Regions from separate parts of the Homo sapiens genome. Here regions 2 and 3 are each linked to region 1. A link is an interaction called in ENCODE POLR2A ChIA-PET data of the cell type or tissue named here. Cell type or tissue: K562. All regions are shown on one strand.

Region 1 (5,000 bases):
TCTGTCGCCCAGACTGGAGTGCAGTGGTGTCATCACAGCTCACTGCAGCCTGGACCTCCTGGGCTCAAGAGATCCTCCCACCTCAGCCTCCCGAGTAGCTGGGACTACATGTGTGTGCCACCACACCGGGCTAATTTATTGCTTTTTTTGTAGAGACACAGTCTCACTATGTTGCCCAGGCTGGTCATGAACTCCTGGCCTCAGGGATCCTCCTGCCTCAGCCTCCCAAAGTGTTGGGATTACAGGTGTGAGCCACCGCGTCCGGCTGCCAAGACATTTTTATCCTCGTCAACCCACTGTCCCTGTTGTTTAATTATACCTAATAGCTTTTGCAAATGAGTTAGCCATATAAATAATTCACATGATACATATTCATGTTTTTAAACACATGTAAGCCAGGTGACCTTGGCCAAATTACTTAACCTCTCTGAACCTTGGTTTTCTCATAAAAATGAAAATAAGAAAAGGACTTTCCTCATGTGATCACTGTAAGGATTCAGAATGTGGAGAGTCTGATTTAGCACAAAACCTGGCATCTGGGAATTATAGGAAGCCATCGAGTTATCCATTTCACTACTATCTGAAATGCCAAATCCTGAATGTCCATAGCGGAGGGACCACTTTGCCAAATGTTTACCTGGACTCTTTCTCCAGACTCACACCAGGTTACTGTCACACACCGTGGTCATGGACCCCATTTGAGACTAGACCTTTGAGGAAGGACTCCTTGAGGGCTCCATAGGCTTCCGTTAAACTTTAGATCCTTAGACCAAGAGGCAACTTAAATATATGCATTTGTGACTTAGTCCAGAGCCAAGACCTCTTAAGACATTTCTATGTTTTATTTTTTTAATTTAATTTAATTATCTTATTTTTTATAAATAGAGTGGGGGTCTCATTATATTGTTCAGGCTGGTCTCAAACTCCTGAGCTCAAGCAGTCCTCCCACCTCAGCCTCCCAAAGTGCTGGGATTACAGGCATGAGCTACTGCACCTGGCCTTAAGTTTTATTTGACCCCAGTGTAGCAGGGCCAGAATTAGGAAAAATGTACATGCTTCGGACATTTATTTATTTATTTATTTTAATTTTATTTTTTTGAAATGGAGTTTTGCTCTGTTGCCCAGGCTGGAGTGCAGTGGCTCGATCTCGGCTCACTGCAACCTCTGCCTCCTGGGTTTAAGCAATTCTCATGCCTCAGCCTCCCGAGCAGCTGGGACTACAGGCATGCACTATCATACCCAGCTAATTTTTGTATTTTTAGTACAGACAGGGTTTCACCATGTTGCCAAGGTTGGTCTTGAACTCCTGACCTCAAATGATCCACCCGCCTTGGCCTCCCAAAGTGCTGGGATTACAGGCGTGAGTCACCACACACAGCCACTGGCCACCTTTATTTATTTTTTGAGACAGAGTCTTGCTCTATCTCCCATGCTGGAGACAGAGTACAATGGTGGTTCACTGCAGCCTCCACCTCCCAAGTGATCTTCCCACCTCAGCCTCCCAAGTAGCTAGGACTATGAGCACTCACCACCAAGATCAGCTAATTTTGTTTAGTTTGTGTAGAGACAAGGTCTCACTATGTTGCTGAGGCTGGTCCCGAACTCCTGGGCTCAAGTGATCTTCTCGCCTCAGCCTCCCAAAGTGTTGGAATTACAGGCATGAGTCACCACACTCAGCCCTTTTGGTTATTTAAATAAACTTTCCAATAAACTGACTGAGCTAAAGCCAAATTTCCTGAGTGAATATCTGCAAAAGGAAATTAATAAGGCATAATTGTTAAGGTCATGGGCTTTAAAGTCAGGTGGACCTGGCATTGAATCTGAGCTGCCCAACCGACTACCTATGTGACGAACTTGGAAGATTTTCTTAACCTCCTTAAGCCTCAGTTTCCTCCTCTGTAAAATCAATGTAATAATATTATATCTGTATCACAGGTTGTTGAGAGTATTAAGTGTGCTTAGAGCTGAGAGTGCAAAATTCTTTTTTTTTTTTTCTTGAGACGGAGTCTCGCTCTGTTGCTCAGGCTGGAGTGCAGTGGTGTGATCTCAGCTCACTGCAACCTCCAACTCCCGGGTTCAAGTGATTCTCCTGCCTCAACCTCCCGAGTAGCTGGGATTACAGGCACCACCACCACGCCTGGCTAATTTTTGTATTTTTAGTGGAGATGGGGTTTCACCATGTTGGCCAGACTGCTCTCAAACTCCTGGGCTCAAGTGATCTGCCCACCTTGGCCTCCCAAAGTGCTGGGATTACAGGCGTGAGCCACTGTGCCTGGCCTAGAGTGCAAAATTCTTAGCAGGTGCATAATATAAACACATTGTATGTACATAGTAAACACACAGTAAGTAGTCCCTATTAATAACATTCTCAAATAACAATTACTAAATATAATGATAAACAGTTATTAACTCTAAGTAGGGAATTTAAAGTAGCACAAAAGAGGTTTCTCCAGCAAAGGGTGTTCTGTGTGTCTCATACCCAGACATGGCTACAAAAAGAGAAAGAAAGAGAGAGACTCCTGTCTAAGCTTTGCTACCTAGAGAGTCAGAAAGGAGAAAAAGTCTCTGTTCAATCAAGTGACCCTCATGTGCCAGCCAGTTCTGACCCCAAGTGGCCCATCAAGTCAGCTTTCAGGGCCTCAGTTTCCCAAACTGTAAAGCAGTTTCTGATAGTTTTATTAAAACTGAAGCCAAAGTAGGAACATTTATTACCTGCTGCAGTGAATACGAAAACAAACCACCGCATCATTGTGCGGCAGTAAAGATGGATGATAAGCCTTGAGGAGGGGAGGAGCCTTGGCAGATGCCTAAATATGGAGCTGTGGGAGGAGGGGAGGTAGGGGAGGAGCTGCAGTCCAAGGCAGAGCCATACCCTATAAGGACATGACAGATAATCTTCAGAATGGGTCACATGTGTCCAGGAGTGAGCTGCCGCGGGTTACATCATCAGCATGTGAGTCTGATGGGCTTGAATTCAGCGGAATTTCTCCTAAAGAAATTCTCCCTAAAAGGGCTTCTGGGTGAAAAAAAGTGAGTCTTCCGTGGTATTTCCCAAGTGGCTAACTGGCAAGAGTGGCCCAAGTATGTCTCTTCGTACGGAAGAGTTACGAGAGCGTCATGGGTGATGACACTGAGTGGCCCTCCAGGCCGTTCTTCTCAGGCTTTGAATCAGATAGAATTAATGAGCCTTCACCTCCAGAGCCTCCGGGGTCTCCATAATTTGATGCTCTTGCCCTTTTTCCTCTTTCTACCATTTTCATAGAAAAGGGTCCCTCAACAGGCCTCCAGGGTTCACACGCACAGAGACAGAGGAGGGAAGGGAGGCTTCACGTTGCAAAAGCAACAGAGTTGGGCCCTTCTGCCCACTCTGGCAAAGAGACCAAGATAGACACAAGTGAGGGATTAGGGGAAGAGACATCCTAACCCATTTCCTCCTCCGGAGAACTGAGGGCTGTTCAGTAGGAAATCCTGGTTTCCTTTTGGCCTCAATTCTAACGGCCATGCTAACAGACACCAATTCTCCACCTGACGCCCTCCACAGGCTCGCTCTGTGCCATCCTATTGGCTGGAAAGACCTGCTCTTCACTCAGCCCCCAACTCCCACTCCTTCTGGAAAGCCTTCCTTGACCACCAGTGCTCCCCAGCCGCTGCCAGATCAGATGCCCCCGCCAGATCAGATGCCCCCGCCAGATCAGATGCCCCCTGCTGTGTTCCCAAAATACCTCTATGTACATTTGACATGGAAACCACCACTCTGATGAAATGGCTCGTCTTCTCAGTTGTAAAATGGAATCAGATTTGCCCTGCCCTCTTCACTGTGAGCTCATACGGATCAGGTGGAAATGATAACAATACAGAAATAATTTCCGTTTGTACTTTTACAATACTTTGTACATTTGGAAATGCTCTCTTCTTGGTTTTGCGAGAAAGTCTTTTTAGAACAATACATCATAATATAGAGCTAAAGTGAAATTATGACTATTATTAACCGATTGTTATTATTGCAGGTTTGAAGTTAGCTGGGCTTTGGTGGAGGTAGCTTACTTCAAAATGCTGATGGAATCCTCAGCTGTCTTTTTTTAAAAATATGAGTCCATCGCCAGTTGGGGATGGCCTATCAATTACAGAGAATACATCTAAATGTCATCCTCCTCAAGGAGCTTTGGACAAAGGACCTGTGCTGGTAGCAGCTGATTCATTCACTAAGAAAATTGATTCCACCATGAATCTAACACAATTAAATGGCCAGGAAGTCACCATGCTCCTCAGCAACCCATCTCTAGCCAGCACCTTCAATAGCCCCTTCATAGCCTAGCAGGGACATCACAGCAAAAGCAGGCCTTTCTCAGGATGGATGAGGCCATGGGGCTCCCCAGCTGGGAAGTGGGGCTGAGTGCTTTGTTCTTTTTTTTTTTTTTTTGAGACGGAGTCTCACTCTGTCCCCCAGGCTTGTATGCAGTGGCACGATATTGGCTCACTGCCGCCTCCACCTCCCGGGTTCAAGTGATTCTCCTGCCTCAGTCTCCTGAGTAGCTGGGACTACAGGCATCCATCACCATGACCGGCTATTTTTTTGTATTTTTTAGTAGAGAAGGGGTTTTGCCATGTTGGCCAGGATGGTCTTGAACGCCTGACCTCAGGTGATCCACCCACCTCGGCCTCCCAAAGTGCCGGGATTACAGGCGTGAGCCACCTTACCCGGCCAGTGCTTTGTTCTTGTGGGGAAAGGGAAGCAATTCCAAAAACCTTAAGCAACTTTAGAAAAAAAAGGTGTAACCATCTCTAAACTTTTTCACTCCAAAACCTTACTAGTTTTCACTATCTAACAAATAGACACTTGTATATATCTTCTAAATATTTTTCAGATTTAAGCTTTTTAAAATTTCAACATTGTCTACACACTGGCTAGATTTCAGCTAAATAGATTTCCACGGTTTCGACAATTCCTAACTGCACACCTATTCCTCACTGTCTTTGGGTTAGTTCCGTATTTCACCATA
Region 2 (5,000 bases), 200 kb before region 1:
CTACTACGGCTACCCCTACAACGCGCTCATTGGGCCCAACAGGGACTACTTTGTGAAAGGTTAGTGGGGGCTCTTCTCCTGGGTGGGGCCCCCAAGAACGTTGCCTCCTAGGCAGGGGGCACCAGGGATACCGTGGCTGGCATTTGCTGAGCTGGTAGGTGCTGAAGGCCCTCCCACCCCCGTTTTGGGTTTGCATTCTGGGTCTAATTCTTTCCTGGCACCGAAGGCCGTCACTTATGCAGCACTGATAGAAATACAGATCGTTCTGGGGTGAGCGGTAAAATCACAGGAATATGCAAGTGCTGGAATTCTTCCTTGCCGAGGTCCACCGGGTTAGGGGCTAGTCCACCATTCTCTTGGTGCTTACGTTAAAACCTGCTTGTGATATTAAATCTTAAGATGTTGGTGGAGTCCGTGATTTTTAATTTTGTTTTTTGTTATCACTGATTAGGATATAATGACACCCAGCATAACCTGGAAAATAAGATACATAGGTTCTGGGTCCTGTTCTCTGATTAACTGGGTCTGTGACTTTAGTTAGTCACTTTAATCTCCCCTGGCCTGTTTTCTCAAGCATGAAATGAGGAAGGTGGACCAGCAAATCCCCTTCCAAAGCTAACTTTAAAAAAAATTATTTAATAGTATATATATATGTATTATATATATATATATGTATTTTATATATATATATGTATTTTATATATATATATATGTATTTTATATATATATATATATATATTTTTTTTTTTTTTTTTTGAGACAGGGTCTCACCATGCTCCCCAGGCTGGTCTTGAACCCCTGGGCTCAAGCCATCCTCTCGCCTCAGCCTCCCAAAGTGCTGGGATTACAGGCATAAGACACCACACCTGGCCACAGTTTTTTTTTTGGCGGGGGGGAGGGGGTGGTGGGTAGTCTATGAATGTTTTTCTTTACTGAAATTGCAGATACAATCCTAGAAACTCACCCTGCAAGTTTGCCTCTTGTACTAAGAAGACATGCTTAGGATGCAAATCTAGGCTGAAATAGAATGTTGGAAGCATCTTTACCAGCCTATTAAAGAGCAAAGGTGTAGCCACCTGCAATTAAGACTGGGGCAGTTAAATGCCGAGAACCGAGGGCTGAGGTCTGCCTCCAGCACCGTCACTGTTGGTTGCTGATCATCTTTTGTGTTGTTATTACAAGCAGGCAGCATAAGAGGCCGAGGGCGAGGTGCAGCTGGCAACAGAGCCCCAGGGCCTAGGGGTTCCTACCTCGGGGGATATTCTGCTGGTCGTGGTATATATAGCCGATATCATGAAGGGAAAGGAAAGCAGCAAGAAAAAGGATATGAACTGGTGCCGAATTTGGAAATCCCTACCGTCAACCCAGTTGCCATTAAACCTGGTACAGGTCAGTATGAAGCAGATTGAGAATGCTCCCATTCAGCATAAACCCCAGCCCTTCTGTTTGAAGTGAATCCAAGCGTTTTTCAGGCTCTCACATCTGCACAGGGGTTCCTCTTCTCCTAGGCAGCTAGAGACAAGGCAAAAATAAAGTGACCCCCTGGACCTCCTTATCTAGAACTTCAGGGGATGGTGTAGCTTTGACTATGTTCAAATCAAACTTGCCTGAGTAAGGTTTTTTTTTGTTTGTTTGTTTGTTTGTTTTTTTTTTTTTTTGAGACAGAGTCTCGCTCTGTCGCCCAGGCTGGAGTGCAGTGGCATGATCTTGGCTCACTGCAAGCTCTGCCTCCTGGGTGCACACCATTCTCCTATCTCAGCCTCCAGAATAGCTGGGACTACAGGTGCCCACCACCATGCCCGGCTAATTTTTTTTTTTTTTTTTTTTGTATTTTTAGTAGAGATGGGGTTTCACCGTGTTAGCCAGGATGGTCTCGATCTCCTGACCTTATGATCCACCCGTCTCGGCCTCCCAAAGTGCTGGGATTAGAGGAGTGAGCCACTGCGCCTGGCCATGCAGTAAGGTTTTCAAAGGGCTGTCACCCATTGTTAGGTTTTGTCTCAGTCTGTGGCTAAGTAAGGAGAGTTGTAGGGGGAAGAAAGGAAGAACATGAGGCTCTCTGTATCTTCTATCAGGTAAAACCTGTCTTTTCCTTACTCAGGCCTATTTCTGCCCCGACCATCTGAAGTCGGAGGGTAGAGCTTATTGCCCCATTCTGAGAGTTGTTTGGAAGGGCAGAAAATTCCCCTTCAGGAGTAAGCAGCACCTTTTGTCCCTTGTCATGGTCTGAGCAAATAAGAATGCTTGAGGACAAGGCAGTGGTGAAAGTTTTGTTGTTGTTTGAGATGGAGTCTTGCTGTGTCACCCGGGCTGGAGTGCAGTGGCATGATCTCGGCACACTGCAACCTCCACCTCCCGGGTTAAGCGATTCTCCTGCCTCAACCTCCCGAGTAGCTGGAACTACAGGCGCGCACCACCATGCCTGGCTAATTTTTGTATATTTAGTAGAGATGGGGTTTCACCACATTGCCCAGGCTGTTCTCGAACTCCTGACCTCAAGTGAGCCACCCGCCTGAGCCTCCCAAAGTGCTGGGATTACAGGCATGAGCCACTGCACCTGGCCTTTGCTGAAAATTTTTGCAGCTAATTCCCTGGTTTCTCATTTCCAGCACTCATTTCCTCCTCTAGTTGGATCAGTAGATTGGGAGTAGGGATGCTCAAGTATTTCAAGCCAGGGACCCTGAACTTAGCCTTCACCTCCAGGCCCTACAAACCTGTTTATTAATGTCATTAGTGCCCATGACCATCTAATGTGAGGCCGGTCTTCTGATCCGAACCTGCAAAAAACATTAACTCCATTGTGTGAGTCTATCACAAACTCACGTAGCACCCTGCAGAAGCATCCAAACACATGGAAAGCTCAGTCCGTGGGTAATTGGCACGACCCTCCTCCAGACCCCTCCTGGCTTCAGCAGGAGGAAGTTGAAGAACTGTTTGGAGCCCAGCTACTCTGATTTTCTTCTGGTTGAGATTGTACACTTCTCTCCCTAGCTAAAATAGAGTCAAGGAATCTGTGCATTTGGGACATAGGTACACATTGGCCTCATAGAGTTAAAAAGCATTTCCCCAATTGAACTTTCTTTTGATGATTCTAGTAATGATTTTTTTTTTTTTTTTTTTTTTTTTGCCTGTGTAAAAATTCTGCAATTTCTGCAGTTAAGTGACTCCTTAGACTAGATTGCCTTTTAAATGTCATTGGCACTGTGGGCAAAGTAAAACTGATCCCACAGCTCTGTAACTTAATAAAATAGAGCCTGGATATGGGAGTCGTCGCTTCTACTTGTTGAGAAGGGAACTCCCTTTGGCAAGTTACGGTAGCTTAAGGTTTAACAAGAGAAAAGAACTGTTAAATAATCTTTAACTATGTAAAGTTGTGTCCTGGAGCCTGAGGTAGAAATTCCTGTGGGCTGATAGCCAGAACAATTCATTTACTTCATACAACCCCTTGTAGCTTAAACTCACAACCCTCTCTGGGCCCCATCGATTGGCGTCTATTTCTGATCATCCAGAAAATGAGAACATTGTATTTTAGGAGAGGCACCAGGGTGGTGGTGAAGTATCTGGGCACAAGACCAGTGGAAGATATGGTTGGAAAGGCAGGTAAAAGATTTGATTAAGGTTTTAGGTATATTTTATCGAATGGCTGTACCATTGTTTAGCTTACAATCATTTGTCTCTTTACCTTTGATTGAGTCTGTCCTATTTAGAATAAATGTACCTACAGTTGGAGAAAACCAGAAATAGAAAGATTCTTTGTGTACACATTTCATATTTTTGTTTGTCCTTTCAACACACACACACACACACACACACACACACACACACACCCCCGCCCCACACACACACACTCACACAAAAGGGCTGATATCTTTTCCTTTTGATCTCTTCTTACTGTACCTTGACATTCAATAGCTGCTGTTTGAATCTCTGGTTGAAATCATAATTTTGGACTTTACTTGCAGAAATTCTTTGAATTGGGAGGTCCCACTAAAAGCCAATCACTCCACATCTTCACTACTTTGCGTGGGCATGAGGAAACTGGGGAATGTGCTATTTTTTTTTACCATGTGTTTTTCCTTGAATCGGTAATGTTGAAATCTGAAATACAGGGTGGGGAGGATGTACACAGGTCTGAGTTCTCAGAATGAAACCCTCAACAGCACCTGTTTCTTAAATAGTGGTGAAAGTGAAAAAAAGGCAGTGCGGCTGGTAATGAGTGAGGTGAGTAGGAAGGAACAGGCAGGCCCAACTCTCACAGGCAGTAGGCTTCAAGCCTCTGATCTCACTTCTTCGTCTAAGCCTGTTTTCCCATAGTCAGAGGCCCTTTCTTGCTCAGTAGGACATCAAGAATAACATTCAAACTGTGATTTTTCTGTAGAAATAGTAGAAAATATTGGTGCAAAAGCCTTACTCTAGGGGTCTCTTCCACAACAGGCAGGGGGAGTTACCTGCCACCACCCATCCCTTCCTCTAGGGAGCAGGCATCTGGGTACATGGCTTGTACTGAGAGAACAATAGTGAGCATGGAGAGGCCCAGGACCTCTAAACGTGGTTTTAAAAAATATCTTAGGCTGGGCGCGGTGGCTCACACCTGTAATCCCAGCACTTTGGGAGGCCAAGGCAGTTGGATCGCTTGAGCTCAGGAGTTCAAGACCAGCCTGGGCAACGTGGCGAAACCCTGTCTCTACAACAGCAAAAACAAAAAGCTGGGCAAGGTGGCCTGTACCTGTAGTCCCAGCTACTCAGGAGGCTGAGGTGGGAGGATCTCTTGAGGCCAAGAGATTGAGGCTGCAGTGAGCCTTGATCGCACCACTGCATTCCAGCCTGGGCCACAGAGTGAGACCCTGTCTCAAAAAAAAGAAAAGTTTTTAAAAAAATAAAAATAAAAAATATCTTAGAGCAAGTGCTGGACCCCACTCAGCGACTGAAAGTGATTGACCTGTTTTTCCTTCTTGCTTCTCTTGCAGTAGCCATCCCTGCCATTGGGGCTCAGTATTCCA
Region 3 (5,000 bases), 100 kb after region 1:
TGCAGAAATTCAAGTGCCTGTTTATCATGCACACGAAGGAAAAAATCAGCTATAAATTCATTATTTTGAGTGCACAGATATTATAAGCCAAATATGCCATTGGTGGTTAAATTTCCAGTCTAGTCAAAATGGTGAGAAATAATCATTAAATTATTATACTCAATGAACCAATTATATTTTTATATGCAATTATCTACCCTTGTAGAAAAAAAATTAGTAACTCCATACCTTTTTCTCTTTAGACTTCTGGCCAGTATGAGATGTGACATTCTCATTTTGGTGAACAAACTCTTGGGCTACAACTGTTTTTACAGGGTCCCCTTCAAGAACACAGTTAAGAAATTGCACTGTGTGTTCTAATGAATAGCTGTAGAAAATTTAAGTAGAAACATAATGTCAATAAATGAAAATAAGTTGTGTGGGACATTAACACAAGCAATCTTCAAACATCTTACAAGAATATGAAAAACTGGCTTACTTTTAAGTTTTCAACCTTGAAATTAAATGCTCATGGTGTATCTCAAAAAAAAATCAAGAATAATCAGAAGGAAACTATCAAATAATAGGTTCTCAAAAGCTAATTTTCAAAAAATGAATGCCAAAAGATAGTATATTGGTAATTCAGCCAGGCACAGTAGCTCACGCCTGTAATCCCAGCACTTCGGGGGGCCGAGGCGGGTGGATCACTTGAGGTCAGGAGTTAAGAGACTAGCCTGGCCAACATGGTGAAACCCCGTCTCTACAAAAAACCCAAAAATTAGCTGGGTGTGGTGACGCGCGCCTGTAATCCCAGCTACTCGGGAGGCTGAGAGGCACGAGAATCGCTTGAACCCGGAAGGCAGAGGTTGCAGTGGGCTGAGATGGTGCTACTGCACTCCAGCCTGGGCGACAGAGCAAGACTTTGTCTCAAAAAAAAGATAGATAGATAGATAGATAGATAGATAGATAGATAGATAGATAGATAGATTCAATTTCTAATCCTTTATACCAGGCAGATTAGCCATAACAAATCTTTCTTTCATTTTATCACCTATTCTTCTTAAATCCTTTGTTGGATTTATATGTGGTTTCCTTCAAACATCAAACACAGACAATAGACCTTTAAGCTGACATTTTTATTGTGTCAAATTCTACATTTACTTTTACCATGGGATTTTAGTCAAATTCTAAGCAGGGATACAGAAAAGAAAAACTTAAGCACTACCCTACCTCTCATCCCTGCATTATTCAGTCATATCTTGACGGTGATACTATATTATCTGTAGAATGAAATTCTACAAATCAACAAATGTCTGACACACTCACGTTCCAATATCTAAAGAAAATCATTCAAAAAAATTATATGCTGCTCAGTATTTCACACTATTTATGTCTCTCACCTCTTCCATTGGCCAGATACTGAGGAACTGACCATATACGAATATTTTTTGAAATCTGGTTAACTAGGCAGACATGGTGGCTCACGCCTGTAATCCCAACACTTTGGGAGGCCGAGGCAGGTGGATCACCTGAGGTCAGGAGTTCAAGATCAGCCTGGCCAACATGGTGAAACCCTGTCTCTACTAAAAATACAAAAATAAATTAGCCGGGCATGGTGGCGGGCGCCTGTAATCCCAACTACTTGGGAGGCTGAGACAGGAGAATTGCCTGAACTCAGGAGGCAGAGGTTGCAGTGAGCCGAGATGGTGCCACTGCACTCCAGCCTGAACAACAAGAGCAAACTCTGTGAAAGAAAGAAAAGAAAGAAAGAAAGACTGTAAACTAGTTCAACCACTGTGGAAGTCAGTGTGGCGATTCCTCAGGGATCTAGAACTAGGAATACCATTTGACCCAGCCATCCCATTACTGGGTATATACCCAAAGGACTATAAATCATGCTGCTATAAAGACACATGCACACGTATGTTTATTGCAGCACTATTCACAATAGCAAAGACTTGGAACCAACCCAAATGTCCAACAATGATAGACTGGATTAAGAAAATGTGGCACATATACACCATGGAATACTATGCAGCCATCAAAAATGATGAGTTCATGTCCTTTGTAGGGACATGGATGAAATTGGAAATCATCATTCTCAGTAAACTATCGCAAGAACAAAAAACCAAACACCGTATATTCTCACTCATAGGTGGGAATTGAACAATAAGAACACATGGACACAGGAAGGGGAACATCACACTCTGGGGACTCTTGTGGGGTGGGGGGAGGGGGGAGGGATAGCATTGGGAGATATACCTAATGCTAGATGACAAGTTAGTGGGTGCAGCACACCAGCATGTCACATGTATACATATGTAACTAACCTGCACATTGTGCACATGTACCCTAAAACTTAAAGTATAATAATAAAAAATAAAATAAAATAAAATAAAAAAGAAAGAAAGAGAGAGAGAGAGAGAGAAAGGAAGGAAGGAAGGGAGGAAGGAAGAAAGAGAGAAAGAAAGAAAGAAGCAAGAAAGCAAAAGGGAAAGAAATTTGGTAAACTAATTATCCAAAATAATGTGGTATTTTGCTATTCTTCAATTTATTAAAGACAACCCTTGAAAGGAAGCCATGTGCAACTACCAGTTCCACTTCCCCTCTCATCTTGCTGCCTCAGATATGCTCAACACAAAGGATATCAGTATTAGGGGCTGGATGCTACCAACAATTATCCACATCCTTTCTAGGCCTTAAAATCACTCACCTGCTGGAAGTCAGTCTCCAGCCCTGATGTTGTTTGAGGCAAACAGCCCTAGAAGATTACACCTCAAGCACATACTGTAGTAACTGAGCTCACCTACCCTTCTTACCAGGATGAAGCTGAACCTACTGCTAGCTGAGAGAATCAGCCAGCCGTTGGCAGACAAATGGAGGCAATCAGCCACCTAACATGAGGGCCCTGGCTGACCAATCACTGACCATCCCCAGAAGGACACACCCAGCCCCCTCCTTTGCCTGGGGAAGCACAACTCTGAGCTATTTCACCTCAGGCCTCTTGCTCTAGGTACTCATAGAACAGGAGTGGCCATATGCTAGCATCAACCTCTGGCATCTGGGAGATTTTAACACAAAACTCTCAGAAAATAGCAAGTTAGGTAGCAAAAATAAATAAGAAAATTAGGGATTGGAATACTACTTTTAAAGATTTGATTTAGGTGACATATTTAGAACTCTGCACACTCAGCAGAGAATAAATATTCTTAAGTACAGACTGGGCTGGGCACGGTGGTTCACACCTGTAATCCCAGAACTTTGGGAGGCCAATAGGGGAAGAATCCCTTGAGCTCAGGAGTTCAAGACCAGCCTGGGCAACATGGTGAAACTCCATCTCTACAAAAAATATACAAAAACTAGCCAGGCGTGGTGGCACGTGTCTATAGTCCCAGCTACTTGGGAGGCAGAGGTGGGAGGATCACTTGAGCTTAGGAGGTCAAGGCTGCAATGAGCCAAGATCGTGCCACTGCACTCCAGCCTGGGCAACAGCAAGATCCTGTCTCACACAAACACACACACACAAAAAAGTATATGTTGACTACTCCTCATCTGAAACACTTGGAATCAGAAGTGGCTGAGATTTCAGATCTTTCCAAATTTTGGAATATCTGTATATACATAATGAGGTATCTTGGGAATGGGGTCCAAGTCTAAACATAAAATTCACTCATGTTTTTATATGCCTTAAAAATTGGCCAGGGGAGGTGGCTCACGCCTGTAATCCCAGCACTTTGGGAGGCCAAGGTGGGTGGATCAGCTGAGGTCAGGAGTTCGAGACCAGCCTGGCCAACATAGTGAAACCTTGTCTCTACTAAAAATACAAAAATTAGCCAGGCGTAGTGGTGTGCGCCTGTAATCCCTGCTACTTAGGAGGCTGAGGCAGGAGAATCACTTGAACCCGGGAGGCGGAGGCTGCAGTGAGCCACGATGGTGCCACTGCACTCCAGCCTGGGAGACAAAGTGAGACTCTGTTTCAAAAAAAAGGAGAAAGAAATTCCAGGGTAAACAGAAAATCAAACTAAAATTTGAGATTTAGAAAATAATGAAAATTAAAATATGTATCAAAATCAAAACATATAGAGAAAAATTCATACCTTAAATGTATGTTATTAAAGACTGAAAGGAAATAAACTAACCAGAGTTGAAAATATACTAACAAATTTTAAGAGAAAGATATCAGTAAAAAATAAATGATAAGACAGCATAAAATAGACTTTGACCAATAAACCAAGATTCTCTCTCTGAGAAGGTACAAGCCCAGAACCTTCAAGGTACTAAGTTCTTTAAACTTTCCACAGCAGAGGGAAAAATGGCGGGCTGCCAGTTTATTTTATTAAGCCTGACACCAAATAAAACACTGAAACCAAAATCTGACAAAAATAGCCCAGGAACAGAAAAAAAAAAATCACAGACCAACACCATTTCATTACTATTGTAAAAATACCAATGAATTAGTAAATCAATTCCTACCTGCATTAAAGGAAAAAAAAAAAATCTGAAAGTAAAGTAGGTTTTATTCCAGAAATCCATTATTGTGATTGATATGAAATATATTAATAAACTAAAGATCAAAATCTATATTAGATTCTCAAAAGATTCTCAAAAAGTACCTATTTAAAACAAGCTCTTGTGAAGAATTTAAGAAAAATACATGATCAAAAGTATGTATTTTTCAAACCAGAGCATTCCTGATATACCTAACATAACACTACAATAATTAAAACAACACGGTGGCAACTCAGGATCTAACAAATAGCTCAATGGAATTAAAGTCCTTAAAATATATATTTGGAGATGTAGAATTACTGGTTATGTTTTATATAAGTGGGCAAAGATGATCCATTCATTTGGTTAGTCATTTGGAAAGACAAGTTAAATCTCTAGCTCATTTATAAATCTCTACCTCATACCACATACATAAAAAGGTAGACATTTAAAATAATAAAGAAAAATTTTTATAATATTAGGACATAACAGACTCCCTAAATAAAACATAAAACTCAGAAACAATAATGGTA

What was found. ChIA-PET counts read pairs that join two places held together with the same protein. Peaks named below come from ENCODE experiments on the same cell type or tissue, not always from the same donor. Only the 100,000 strongest peaks of a DNase experiment are listed, where the experiment ranks them.
Region 2: POLR2A ChIA-PET joins it to region 1 with 5 read pairs; 4 of 35 experiments call an interaction of 5 or more read pairs at or near these places.
Region 3: POLR2A ChIA-PET joins it to region 1 with 5 read pairs; 2 of 35 experiments call an interaction of 5 or more read pairs at or near these places.

What each region holds. Positions count from the first base shown.
Region 1 is chr4:40,236,875-40,241,874 of GRCh38, reverse strand. The region is part of intron 1 of RHOH (ras homolog family member H); the gene reads right to left. Among named protein-coding and RNA genes, the nearest start is that of RHOH, 42 kb to the right of the region's middle. RefSeq lists an enhancer at 2,717-3,708. In K562, no CTCF peak of the experiment used is centred here; DNase peaks (open chromatin) are centred at 2,528, 2,834 and 3,554; H3K4me3 peaks cover 1,186 bases.
Region 2 is chr4:40,432,830-40,437,829 of GRCh38, reverse strand. RBM47 (RNA binding motif protein 47) reads left to right here. Exons shown (of 7, transcript NM_001098634.2): 4 at 1-59; 5 at 1,183-1,389; 6 at 4,968-5,000. Among named protein-coding and RNA genes, the nearest start is that of RBM47-AS1, 9.2 kb to the right of the region's middle. RefSeq lists an enhancer at 3,842-4,111. In K562, no CTCF peak of the experiment used is centred here; no DNase peak of the experiment used is centred here.
Region 3 is chr4:40,132,311-40,137,310 of GRCh38, reverse strand. It overlaps N4BP2 (NEDD4 binding protein 2), which reads right to left. Exons shown (of 18, transcript NM_018177.6): 14 at 229-367. Among named protein-coding and RNA genes, the nearest start is that of RHOH, 62 kb to the left of the region's middle. In K562, no CTCF peak of the experiment used is centred here; a DNase peak (open chromatin) is centred at 2,890.